Linked DNA regions of Homo sapiens: region 2 is linked to region 1. Evidence: chromatin contacts called from ENCODE Hi-C or POLR2A ChIA-PET data. All regions are on one chromosome and are shown on one strand. Each heading gives the region's core, a stretch centred on a gene start or an enhancer-like site at or near the end of the contact. The rest is flanking DNA. Distances are from core to core; before and after follow the strand shown.

Region 1 (6,808 bases), core at 217-2,716:
TTTCTTAAAATATTGGCAGTGTCAATGCTGACAGGACTGAAAGAAAGCTTGTAGTCTAAGGACAAATGTGCAGGCATTTGCACAGTATCTTCCTTGGCCATCAGGTGGAACAGAATATCAAGCCTGATCCCTGTTGGTTGTTTAGTCCAGATTTACCAAGCAGCAGATAAACCCAGATGCTGTGTGGCTGTGCATGTTACTTAACCTTTCTAAACATTAGTTTTGTCATCTGTAAAATGACAATGGTAATAGTACTTATTACATGGGATTGTTGAGTCACATAAATGAATGAATGCATGTAAAGCATTTTGTAAGAGCTTAATATTGTTAGCCATTATGATTATCAGTAGGTCTGCAATAATACCCTAAGTGGAAAATATGGACTAATGGGCTAATATTGGATCAGTTGAGTTAAATGTATTTACAGTTTGATACAAATATAAGATCACCCCAGATCCAATAAATTCAATCAGTTGTTTACCATTTACTTTTTTTTTTTTTGGTAATCAAGTGTAGGAATGCTTTGTCATCAAGTATATTTATAGCATAGACATTTTTGGTAATAATTGAAGATATGCGCAGAGATACCATGCTTCAGGTGATGTGATTATTCTTAGAACATTGAGGCTTGTTGTTATTTACCATCTCTTTCTAGTTTCAAGGTGCCACTTAGGTAGATGAAACTTCTGGCTGTATGAAAGATTGTTAATGTAAATCTTCTGCACTAGTGACTATTAGGGTAGGTCTAAAATATCACCTTGTCATAGAATTCTCTCCAAAATAGAAAAGAAACCTTCAAGCTCTTTTCGTTATTTCCTAAAGGGTATTTGTAACCACAGTAACTATGAAAGGCTACCCAAATATTATATTTCCCATTTTTGTCAAAGATTAGGTTACCTTCATGTTGTAATTTCATTATTTATTTATTAGAAGTTCCATCAGACAGGATATGTATTTTTCTTAATAATACCAAAAAGGAAATGAATTAATCGTTAATCTTGGATAGATGAAATATTTTCAAACATGTACTCCATTCTCAAATCATAATAAAAGGAGTCCTTGGTAGTGAGATTGTTAGGAAGCACTTCTTTGAGTAGGTTGATTTGGGAGCAGTGGGGCAGGAGTAGGCATTATTATTATGTAGTATCTATATAATAACTCTAGTATATGAATTTGATCTGTATTATAGGAATATGATTTTACAGCAACCAGTTAAAAAACAATTTCATTGACTTTCACTAAGGCATCAGTTTAATAACCATTTGGCCAATTGGTCAAATTTGAAGACTCCTATTTCTTAAGATCAAATTTCATATATGGTAGTGGAGGAAAGCACTTTACCGTTTCAGAGAAGAAAACACAAAAACAGGAACTAAGGACGAATTAGGGAACCCAAAAGAAAGAGAACCAGAACATATATCACGTGGCCTTCTGACGCTAAGTGAAGCTCATGCCTGCACCCCTGCTGCTCTTCCTGTTCCTTGTCAGTGTCAGCCGTTGTTTTGAAAGAGACACAATGGGACCCAGTCTATTGCTTCTTAAGCTGGGGCAGAGTTTATGTTTTGTCTGAATGGCTGCCTCCTTATTCTTCAGAGGGCCCAATAAAATATGTTAAATACTACTGGTGAGTAAAATTGCTGAGGGAAGAAACACAATTATTGGGCAATGTTTCTTGGGAGTTTCAGGATAATAAAGCAGAGTTTGGAAATAAGACTGTGTGAACTATCGAGTAGCTGTATCAGTTTGTGGAATTAATTTACTGAGGCGGTTAGCTGCCAGTTTTCCGCACACACACACACACAAAAAGCCCAAATTAGTTCCATTATTTTTTAACATGTGCTAAGTGCCCATAGCATGTTGGTGCCTTCACATGATATCAGAATGCACTATGGAGGGAACTGAACTTGTTATTGGATTTAATTAATCTCTCAAGTTAATTGCCAATGTGGGCCACATTTCTTATGTGAGTAAAATTGGAGTGTGAGAAAAGATAATGTCCCTCCCTCATTAAGCTGTCCACGTTAGATTTACAGGGTGACAGTCAGGCCCACTCAGGCTTAGTTTTGATAGCTTTCATTACTGACATCACAGAGTAAGTGGTGATCTGTCCTTTCATTATTAGACTCAACCCAATAACTGTTGCACAAACACAACCACCTCTATCAGGGAGGCTTCAAAGAGCTGTTTGTAGTTTAATGCTTCGCTTGTCATTTTTTTTTTTCTTCCTAGCCCCAGACTCCTTTTGTTCTCCCAATGCAGGGAGAATTGTAGTGCAGAGCCCTGCCTGACACCTGCCAAGAAGGGCAGCCCTTGCCAACTGCAGCCTTCCCTGGAGCAGGAATCAGTTAGTGACTTCTGCAAATGATGTGACTTTGTAGATCTTAGGAACTTCTTTTCACACAATTACATAACAGGCATGTGATTCCCCTCCATCCCCAACTTGTGCTTATAAAACACTGTGGACAGTACCTTTTAAAATGGCTGAGATATTGATTACCTGCAAAAACTGGAAAACCATTTGTATGCCTGTCTGTTCTGTAATGTTTGCTTCTACAGGGTCTTTGGTTGAATTCCCTAGAACTGGAGATGGGTGTGCAGGTGATTAGTAAGAGAGGGCTCTTGGGAGAAACCAGGAAGGGAGTGAGGGAATTAGTATAAGGAAGTGGAAGAAGCTACCAAGGTTGTGGTTTCAGGTGAAATTAACCTGATCACATGGGGAGTCTTGGGAGCATGAAACATACTACAGGGTCAGTTCTGCCTTGAGACAGGAGTGTAGACTTTTGTACCTTCCCTTCCCACCATTCAGTCTTTAGCTATGGACCCTGGGTGGGGGCCGAATTTAGTGATATATCTCCCCAGAACCTCTGGGTGTTGCTCTGGTCACTCAAGGGCAATTCTTTGGAGAAGATGGGCAGCAACACCTGTAGGGAGGAATGGGACACCAAACTGGTAAAAGGGATCCTACAGAGATCTGAGTGGAACATCAACAGCTTCTGAAGTGTAGGGAACACATTCTGTAGTCGCATAGGGCATTTGCATGCATAAGGGAACCCACGTTTCCTTCAAGTTACACAATTTTGTGTCAGAGTGAGAAAGCATTGTAACTATTGACTCCTGATTTTGTGTTGTGACTCCATCTTTGGTAGGAGATTAAGAACTGGTAGACAGATGAAAATCATATATTATATTTTTTAGGTTTATGGAAGATGAAGTTAGTAGTTCTCAAATAGGTATTCACCTGAGAAAAAGAATATGAAACTTCTTACCTCCACTGAACCTAATGAATTTATTGCTCCTCCATCGATTTCTAGTAAACTGTTGTTAATGCCTGTAAAGGTAATTAAACATGGCAGATGAAAAAACGATTACACTCTCAGGCCAAAGAGGGAGTAAGTTATGCAGAGTGTCTGGGGGCTACAAAATACAGCCTCTTGTTCCATCGAATGACAGGGTCTAACTTTGTGATGTAAACACATTATTGCAAATGTCAGTGCACAGAGAATTGTTTAGACAGACTGCAAAGATGATTACTAAAGAAGAAGCAAAGCAATAAAATACAAAACAACAACATTTCATTGGCCCAGTTATAATTCCAACTTTTTATCTGTTTGGATGAACAATTTCATATAGAGACTTTTCTATGATAAGCTTTTAAAAAATAAGACAGCAAGATGAAAGAGGCAACAATTAATATTAAAATGTTATGCACATTAATGTAAATGATAAAACATTTTATATCTCAAACTGCAAAGAATATATTCTGTGGTTAATTTTTCTTTCACTATTTCCCCTCCTTCTTTCCAATCGAAAGTATCAACAGCTTAATATTATAGATCAAATTATTAAACTTTCTACTATGTAAGTTTTTGAACTTAGCCATGTATATATTTGTATCTAGATAATTTCCGAAGAATGGAGTAAAGATGCTTTATTCATTCTGTATATTTTATTTCAAAAATACTTTTTCAGCAGTAATTCAGCAAACTTAAGGGTTTGTAAAGGTTTTTCTATAAAGAGAAAATGTGTTATGTATATTTTATTTAAAAGTGTGATGCAGTTCTCCAAATGCAGTTAATTGTAAAAAAAAAAAAAAAAGAATATGTTTTCCAAATCAGTGGGGGACTTTTTTGGTGCCTTCTTTTGATTTTTCATACTTTTTTTTCAGAAAGGAAATTTTATACATAAAAGTTGGTAATGTCTCATTACATAAATCTCAAGTGCCAAGTGTCATCCCTAAAATATTTCTCACCTTGGATTCGTGAAATATTTTTAATTTCATGGATAATTTTGCTTTTTAGCATTTGTTATGGTCATTGATGTTGCTGTTTTTATGACAGAATAATTTTTAATAACGTTTTTGTTCAGCTGCGTTCAAATGATAAAAGGAAGAAATTTCCTTAAAAAATACTGCTTGAGGTTACCTTCTGAGTCTTCTTTTGGCATCTTAATGTCAAATCCCATATTTGAGAGCACTAATCCATATTAAAAGAAGGTTCAAAATTGAAATTATACCATTAACCTTGGCCTTTTTCAAGTGAAACTGTTTTACAAGTTCTCTTTGCCATCAGCATGTTTACCAAGCTCTTTATTTTCAAATGTGACTTCAGGCAATTTTTTTTTTTTAAAAACCTTGTTTTAAGCATGGTGGTAACTGCTCTTCCTGCTCCCTACTTACCACCCAAGAGCTGTTTTCCACTGCTGCCTTCCCTTGCCTGCTCTTCCTTCTTTCACCCTCAGATTCTAAACTGTGTAGATGAGTGGAGTGGGTGAGGACACAGCTAGTAAGGAGAGGGGCCATTTCCACTTCTGGGTCCTTTCCTCAAAAGAAGACTTGCTGAGAGCCCAGCCATGTTGGAACTAACCTCCCCGACAGTAAGTGGCTATCTTGACCTAGTGTTCGCTGTGCTCCAGGCTGTTCCAAGTGTTCTAAATGCATTCCTTTCATTCTTCACATCAGCTCTAGGCACCACATATATAATTATTGCGTTTCACACACAGGGAAACCGAAATTCATAGTGGCCCAGCCATGCACCACACAGCCTGCTCTGAAAAAGCTTCTTCTTGGATTGAGGGACCAGGATTAACAAATATTTATCAGTTCCACTACTTCAACTATATACTGAAACCTTATTTAAGGAATTCTTCGTGTCTGTTGCAGAAGTTCTTTGCTCCTAGGTTAAAGTAGGGTGGTTCTTATCATCACTATTACCACCATCATTTGTCACCGCTGCCATAATTATCATTGTCACCATCACCATCACCATCACCAGTACCATCACCATCACCATCACAATCATTATCATCCTGCTCCTCCTCATCATCATATATAGCAGTTACTGACTATCTCTTCTGTGGCAAGCCCTAAGTTAGATGCTTAGCTTTTAGCAAGTTTTTCTCTAATTCCCCTCAACGTGATAAAAATAAAATTATCTAATATGGACAGGTAGCCCATCTACATAAAATAATGGAGAAGTCATTAGCTTAGGAATTTGACAGATCTGAGATCCTAATTATAAGCAATAATTATAGGCAACATATCTGAGCTTCATTTACTCACCTTTCCTAAGAGCTTAATAATTCCTATCACATTCTTTCTAGGGAGAATGAAATAAGATGGGATATATAGCAAATGCTTAGCACTCTGCTGCAATCATACTAGCCACCCAGGAAACATTGGTTCTTCTCCCTCTCTGCTGTACCTCTCATGTGGGGAGAAAATGGTGGGAGGCATAGATAATTGCTATATTGAATTGTATAATGAAAAATATCCCATATTATATATTTAACAACTTACATTTCTCATTTACTTACTATGTTTGAGGTATGTTTGAGTGCATAATGTGCTTTACATCATTTAATTTTCACAGCAGTTCTCTGCGGTTGGCGGCTGATTGATTTTCTTAATACCAGGAATCAGGGATGCTATCCTTTTCCACCTGCTGACCTGTATGCTTCATCAGTGGGTTTTTTTGCCTTCTGGCCAATGGGGGGACCCAAGCAGGAGACTGGAAAATGGAAGGAGAGTGAGGTCAAGGTATTAGTTGCCTTGGATCACTCCCTGTGGGGTCCCTTTGAGCTGGCTATGTTCCTCTATCAAAGCAGATAGCTCTTCTCGAGGTTGACCTCTCCACCAGACTTTCTCTTTCCAAGTTCTGGTCAGTGCTCCTTCCCCTTCTCCCTTTATGTCGTGTGATGATAACAGTTCCAGAGTGTTGAATGTCCCTTATGGTTTTCCTACATACTACCCAAAGTTTTATAAATAGTCCCTTTATTAAACCTTCCTCAAATTATTCTAATTTCAGTGGGCCATCTGTGTCCTGCTCAATTCCTACCAATACAGAAGAGGAGAAACCGGGCAACTTTTTTGAAACTGCATATGTACACTGGGCAAACACTTTATTTGGGGTGGCTTGGGTGGATACTGGTAGAGTTGATTGGGGAGCTAAAGACACTCAGGCCATTTTTGCCATTAACATTAGCAGGATCTATTTTTATCAGTCTCAACAGATATTCAGAACTTTTGTTTCACCATGGACATAATCTGTGCTCACCTTCTTTCACTTGCACAATATTCATGTGGCTCCGATACTAGATTTTGCACTCCTTTAGGGTAGGGATTCTTCTATTCGTCTCGGTGCCCTCAACACAAGTACACCACTGTGCTTAGTAGACACTCAGTACAGTCATTATTTAATAATCTGTCTGCCCACCCCCAAGCATAAGGATGATCTGAAGTAAGTACACAAGTACACTCACAGAGCATGTTTTGCTTCTTGAGGTTAGCTTCCATAAAAAACCAAACTGATGT
Region 2 (7,392 bases), core at 556-3,055, 350 kb before region 1:
TCAGGTCAAGAAGATTCCAGAGTCCATGCTCTTTCATTTATGCCAAAGACTGCCCAACTATGGCCTGCAGGCCAAATCTGGCCAGCTGTCTGGTTTTGTGCCCCTCAAAAGCCAAGAATGGTTATTATAGTTTTATATAGTTGAGAAAAAATCAGAAGAAGAATAGTATTTCATGATGTGTGAAAATTATAAGAAATTAAAAACTTAAAATGTCAATGTCCATTTGTAAAGTTTTATTGGAACACGGTCATATCCATTTATTTATGTATTAACTACAGCAGCTTTTGCATTACAATGGCAGAGTTTAGTTGCAGCAGAGATTATGTTGGTCTGCAAAGCCCAAAACATTTTCTACCTAGACATTTATAGAAAAAGTTTGCCAACCTCTGATCTAGTCCATGGTTCTTAAGCCAAGTTAAATGTAAGCATTTAATGTTACATTAAACGTTCAGTTGAAGGCTGGGGCCCAGGGATCTGCATATTTAAAAATAAATACCCAGTATCATTTGACATACTTTCTTAAGTAATTATGATTACTATTACTGTCTTCCATTATGATTATGTGTGTATTTCTTCCTCTCCTTTATCCATCTTTGAGGGCTAGGACCATGCTAAAGTATCTTTGAATGAAAAAACAAGCATAGAATTTATGTATTAGTTTATTAGATATATATATCTGAGTATTCATTGTATGTCAGGTCCTCTTCAGTGGTAGAACAGAAGACCTACAGTCTAGGGGAAGACAAGAAAAAGGGCCAGGATAAAGCTACATGATAAGAAGTCCACATTAATTGATTAGAATAATACTTGCTATACATAATGGTAACTCATAAGACCCTTCAACTTTCAAAGAATAAGTTATTTTGGCTGCACGATAGCATTAGATGTATCTTACAGAATTTAAGAGTTTATACATTGGTAGTGCAAAAATAAGGTATAATGTATAGATATCACTGGAATTTGGGGGCCAGATAACCAGTGGTTAACTGTGTTTTGATCAAAATGATGAATTAGTGTGAATTCACAGGACTCATTTGTATGGCTATTTGTCTGGCTACTATATATTATAAAAACCCAACATATAGATGTCATGAGCTGTAGAAGGAACTAGATAAAGAGAGCCCATTTAACTTCAATAGGAAGGTGTCTAGAGATTAATTTTAGCACTTAGTGTCATTATGACATGTAGAATGCTGTGTTGAATAAATCTAATGGATTTTAAAGTATTTTTTAGAACTTTGACTTAATTATGATTTTCCTGGAACTGTGTAAGGCTCCTACTGTCAATATGCTAAGGTAACACTTTAGAATGAGAAAATAAATTTTCAGTTGAAACGTTACTGCCATCCATTAGACATGGAAGAAGCAGCTGTTACCACACTGCCAAACCAGGGTTATTTTTTGAAAAACACTAGTACATGCTGTAAGAGCAGAAAGTAGAAAATTACAATGCCATTTGAAAAAAGAATACCCCAACAACTTAAAAATAAACACTTTTACGTAGATGTATATATTAGTTATCTCTGGCTGTATGACAAATTACCCTCAAGTTTAGCAGTTTAAAACAACAAATATTTATTATCTCATAGTTTCTGTGTGTCTGAAATCTAGGAACAGATTGGATGGGTAATTCTGGCTTAGGATCTCTCACAAGATTACATGGCCAGGGCTGTAGTAATCTCAAGGTTCAACTGGGGCTGGAGAGTCTTCTGACCTCTCTCGCATGGTTGTTGTCAGGGTCCAGTTCCTCATGGGCCGTCAGACTGAGACTCTCAGTTCCTCACTGGCTGTTGGCCAGAGGCCTCTTTCAGTTTCCTGGCACATGAGCCTCTTCATAGGGCAGCTGGCTTCCATCAGAAAGAGCAAGTGGGAGAGCAACAGACAGCCAGGCAGAACTCCCAGTCATTTTTTAACCTAATCTCAGTGGTGACATTCCATCATTTTCATATATTTTATTCATTAGAAGTGGGCCACTAGGTCTAGTTTGCCCTCAAGGGCACAAGAGCATGAACACTAAGAGGAAGTAAACCCCAATTTTTATCATATTTCATTATAAGAGGAAAACAGGCATAACAAATCCAACCATTAGAGAAGCACCCTTCATTGGTAAAATATTTGTTGAGTGCCTACTATGTGCCAGCCATGGAGGATATGATAGTTCAAAACCAGCAAATTTCCCTGCCTTCATGTAGCATACTTTCTGTAGGAAATAAACCATTAGAAAGCATACTATATAGTGTCTGGTACACAAGGCTCTCAAAAGATGTTAGTTATTTTTTTTTTTCAGGGTAGATGGATATCTCCCCTGTCCCAGAAACAGAGCCAAACTCTCCAGTCTGTTGCATCTCTAATCCTATTGTAGACAAATATGATTTGTTTAACCAGAGCAGAAATGGCTTTTCTTTCACTTATGCTTGAAATAGGCGATTCATAATAGTTCACAACACTACACACTTGTAACTGCCTTTCTCCCATTTGTGTTTTTAAAGTGGTCTTTGTCAGAAAAAAATATAAATAAAAACACTAAAGAGTCCCACGGAAGTAGCTGTCCTAGTAGGTTTCCTGCAGCGCCGTGCTGACCACTGTATCCTTTTGCATTACACATGCCAAGTTGACCTAACGTCTTCCAGCTCCGAATTATTTTAATTGCTTTTTTTCTAGATGCATCTTTTCAGTCTCTCAAGGACTCTTTAAAAAATGGCTTCTTGAACTACAAACAAGATTTCAAATGTGTGCCTGGTTCTGCCAGGCAATTCTGCAGTTGCTTTCTCTAATTAATATTCCATATCTCAAAAAAACCGTCTCAAGATTTTAATTGACTTTTGTCACCCCCATCTCATTCAAGTACTGTGCTGGCCATCCTCGTACATTATTAATAAACCATGCGTACTCTGTGTGTTTTTTCCCTGCTGCCTGATGTTTAGTTCTTTCTTGAACTTTGTTTTGAATGACAATTGAAGGATAATTTATTGTGCTGGGCTTCCGACACTAGTACGGTCAGCTATAGTTTGCTGTGCTAATTAGGAAAAAACTGTCAATCAAAGAAGTTATTCACTTTAGAGAGTAGACATAGCTTCATTTGTCTTGTACATAAACTCCTTCATACGGTGTAGAGCTAACTTCCTATACCATTGAGAGAAGTATACTAACAAAGCTGAGTTATAAAATATTTTTATAGAAATATTGATTTAATCCTCTCAGGTTTAAAAATAGGTTTCCAAAATACAGTAAAAGGATAAGAATTTTGATGAATACAGTGATTGTTTATTAAAATGGATTCTTTGAAAGCATTCTTTAAAATACTTAAGTTCTTCCATTCATCATTCTTTGTTGTTAATTTCACAGAGTCTGCCAACTGAAACTTTCTGCCAGCCCCTTTCCAATGTATCAGAAATTTCACATGGGTTGCCACCAAATTAGCATCATTGATGCAGTGTAGTGTTCCTCTGAAGCCTGTTGATCTTCTCTGTGCATTCATCTATTCATGGGACTTCTAGGCATGGAACATCTATTTGTAGTAGTGTTGACCTTTTCCCCTGTTCAAATAACATTTTTGTAGTGCTCTTTTTTTCACCCAGGTTGGAGGGTAGCAGTGTGATCATAGATCATTGCAGTGTCACCCTCCTGGGCTCAAGGAATCCACGTGCCTCAGTCTCCCACATAGCTGGGACTACAGGCTTGCACACCACCTAATTAATTAGCACCCAGCTAATTTTTTTAAAAAACAATATTTTTTAGAGATGGAGTCTCACTATGTTTCCCAGGCAGGTCTCCTTCCTTCAGGCAATCCTCCTGCCTTGGCATCCCAAAGCGCTGAGATTACAGGTGTGAGCCACCGCACCCAGCTTGTAGTGGGCTATTCAAGTTTGTTTCTCCATCTAAAAGAGGAAGCACAGCCAACTTCTACTCAGATCACCTGAGTACTGTACATGGAAACGACTGTGCAGGCAATTGCTTTCACTGATGAATGAAGACACATCACAAAGAATCCATCCCCATGAAGAAGAATTACTGAGGAAAACACACCTAATACATTTAGGATTATTTTTCCCTCAATTATGAGAACATTGGTGTCTAAAGAGTACAGTTACAAGAACAAACATTTTGGGCTTATTATCTTTCAAACTAGATAGTTATAGCTAGAGGAAAGTGGATGGATTTTAGGAAAATTACTTGGGTATTTTGGAGTGTGGCAGGCTGATCTTTTATTCCAAACACCCACTGGGACACCCAATAATGTTATTTTCCTGTGGCCTCTGACATTTTTACTATATTTGTGCTGTTATCCCATGTTTTGTTAGGGATTTCTGACTCCAAATCCACAGCAACTCTAAAATAACTATTAATCCTGTGCCCATCATCTGCCTGTTTCCACTCAGACCTGTTCCCCACTTCCCCCTGCTCTGCTTGGTGGCCAGGAAGCTGGGCCCTGCCAATGGCATTTCCCTGACTCCCTTGCCAAGTGACTTTTGACTGGTTTGGCCATTGAAAGGCACTGGAAGGCAACTGAAGGGAGAGAGGAGAGGAGAAACCGGGTATTTTTTTTTCTCTTTCTTTCTACCTGCGGTGGGAAAAGGGGTAGGAGTCCATTATTGGCTGCCTGTCCTTCATGATTCAAACTCTCAGTGGTACGGTTCCTCCCTCTTTGGTCCAATCTCTCATTGGGCGGCTCTAGCTTCTGGGGTCTGTTAACGACACTCACTCTTTGTCTGCCCTGATCCTACGGTAATAGCCACTTTCTGCTATTAAATTTTTGCTTTGCCTCGCTGTGCCATTTGGCTTTTCTGTTCATCCAACCTTTTGTAACTAGTTCCCTGTATTAAATTTTCTTTGTAAAACTGCCTGACATAAAGACGTCTGCTTCTAGGAAGATGGAATAGACACACTTTACCATATTTTTTCTGCTAAGTAGAACTAAAAGTCCTGTACATTATATTTAAAACACATAAGAAGACTGAAAGGTAGAGAAAAGAAGGCAGACTGGCTACGGACATCAGGATGCAAATGATGGTGGTGGGTCTCCCAGGTTTCCTTTTTGCTTCATATATGTGAGACTGGATACTGGAGAAACTGGCAACCCAAAGCTGACAATGGGTGAAGATAAACAAGCCCCAAAAAGAGCCTGCTCTCTTGAATCAAAGGACCTGGAAATGGGCAGCCTTGCAAGACAGAAAACTTTAGAAAATAACTGTGACAGTAGCCAAATCCCATAGAAAAATTATTGTCCCATTTCTACCCCTACTCCCACCAGCAAAGCTTGAGTGGGAAGCCTTGGGTCCTGTCTTTGCCAGGCTGTAATGGAGATGCCAAATGACAGGGCTGCAAAATATGTAAAGCAAAAATGATAGAGCTAAAAGATAAAATAGACAAATCCACAATTACGTTGAAAATGCCAACACCGCTCTCTCAAATGATAGAATAACTCGACAGAAAATCAGAAAGATATAGAAGAACTCTTAACACCACCCACTAACAGAATCTAACAGACATTTATAGAACACTGTACCCAGCAACAGCAGAATACACATTCCTTTCAAGTGCCCACAGTACACATACTAAGACAAACCACATCATGAACCACAAAGCAAACCTCAACAAATTTTAAAGAACTGAAACCATGTGGAAGGTGATCTTTGACCACGGTAGAATCAGACCAATATGAGAAAGATAACAGAAAAATCTCCGAACACTTTGGGAAATAAACAACATATTTCTAAATCATCTTTGGGTCGAAGAGGATGTCTCAAGGGAAATAAAAAAATACACTGAACTTAATGAAAATACAACATATCAAAATTTATAGGTCACAGCAAAAGCAGTGCTAAGAGGAAAATTTATAGTGCTACTGCTTACGTTAGAAAAGAGGTGAAGTCTCCGATCAATAATCATCAATAATTTAAGCTCTGGCCAGTTGAGGTCACTCACACCTGCAATTCTAGCACTTTGGGAGGCTGAGGCAGGAGGACTGCTGGAGGCCAGGAGTTCAAGACCAGCCTGGGCAACATAGTGAGACCTTGTCTCTACAAAACTTTAAAAAATTTGCTGGCCAGGTGTGGTGGCTCATGCCTGTATTCCCAGCACTTTGGAAGGCTGAGGTGGGCAGATCATGAGGTCAAGAGATTGAGACCATCCTGGCCAACGTGGTGAAACCTCATCTGTACTAAAAATACGAAAATTAGCTGGGCATGGTGGCATGCACCTATAGTCCCAGCTTTTCGGGAGGCTGAGGCAGGGGAATCGCTTGAACCTGGTAGGCAGAGGTTGCAGTGAGCCGAGATTGCTCCACTGCACTCCAGCCTGGCAACAGAGCAAGACTCCGTCTAAAAAAAAAATTTTGCCAGGTGTATGATGCCTGTCGTCCCAGCTACTTAGGAGGATGAAGTGGAAGGATCACTTGAGCCCAGGAGGTGGAGGCTGCAGTGAACTATGATCTCACCACTGTACTCCAGCCTGGGTGACAGAGCAAGACCCTGTCTCAAAAAAAAAAAAAAAAAAAAAAATCTAAACTCCCACTTTGAGAGCCTAGACAGAACAGAACTCAATGAAGTTACCGTTGATAAGGTTTAAGGCAGTGTTAACAGAAGGCAGCAAAGGATGGCAAAGCATTCAGGTTTAGCAGCAATAGAAAGTGCTAGCACTTTTTAGGCCTGAAGGCACAAGAAGAGGGAGTTTTTGCTGAAAACTGATGTGAACTGTAGCTCTAGGATAAGAGAGTCTGGCAGGAGCTTGGTATGTATTAGAGAAATGCAGTCACTGCCAACTTAGAAGGAGGGAGCCAGGGATTGTATAAACACAGTAGCCTTTCTCTCTTTGTGCCCTCTGATATCCTACAGTGCTGCCCAGTGACTGAACGCATTAGGAAGCCAGAGGGCAGGGAAGACTTGCTGATCCAGAAAGGCCTCCCAGAGCATAGAATAGGATGGAGAGTGGTAGAGGATAGATTTGGAGAGACAAATGGAGAATATTCAGCACAGTTTCTTTCAAGTTTATCAAAAATATCTTCAACTGTAAGCCAAATATTTTCTAGAAAAATCTCTGGACTACTTTAATAAATTCGAGAGCTATTTGTAATGCTCACATTTGTAGAAATTTGAATAGAGATGTTATATTTTAAAGAGTGAGATATTTGAAAATGATTTCTTCATTTGTTTTAATACCTGCTCTACCTCCATCTCCCCTCACCATACTATACGTAATCAGTCTGTAAAAGAAATATTGCTAAGCAATGGTAGACATTAGCTTGGGGTTAGAAATATCATGAGCAGTCTAGTGTTTGACTATTGGCTTTGCCCTTTTCTTGCTGGGTGATCTTGGGCAAATTACATAACCTCTCTGAGCTTCTGTTTAGTCATCTGCAAAACAGATGTGATAATATCCACTTCCTAGAATGGT

The links. Hi-C counts contacts between places; a loop is a spot of excess contacts on that map. ChIA-PET counts read pairs that join two places held with the same protein, here RNA polymerase II (POLR2A). Pooled maps may share reads with other maps.
Region 2: a pooled map shows a loop between it and region 1 (2.3-fold over the local background). The contact joins two enhancer-like sites. A Hi-C loop is called at or near these places in 1 of 168 maps with a recorded cell type or tissue (dorsolateral prefrontal cortex), 1 of 37 single-sample maps with no recorded cell type and 2 of 50 pooled maps. POLR2A ChIA-PET finds 5 or more read pairs at or near these places in 1 of 52 experiments (WTC11).

The regions. Positions count from the first base shown.
Region 1 is chr3:61,003,894-61,010,701 of GRCh38, reverse strand. The region is part of intron 3 of FHIT (fragile histidine triad diadenosine triphosphatase); the gene reads left to right. Among named protein-coding and RNA genes, the nearest start is that of FHIT, 240 kb to the left of the region's middle. Within about 2 kb of position 1,466, at least 2 of the 41 ENCODE cell types and tissues checked have a DNase peak (open chromatin) inside an H3K27ac peak, as active enhancers do.
Region 2 is chr3:61,353,009-61,360,400 of GRCh38, reverse strand. The region is part of intron 3 of LOC105377114 (a long non-coding RNA gene); the gene reads left to right. Among named protein-coding and RNA genes, the nearest start is that of FHIT, 110 kb to the right of the region's middle. Within about 2 kb of position 1,805, at least 2 of the 41 ENCODE cell types and tissues checked have a DNase peak (open chromatin) inside an H3K27ac peak, as active enhancers do.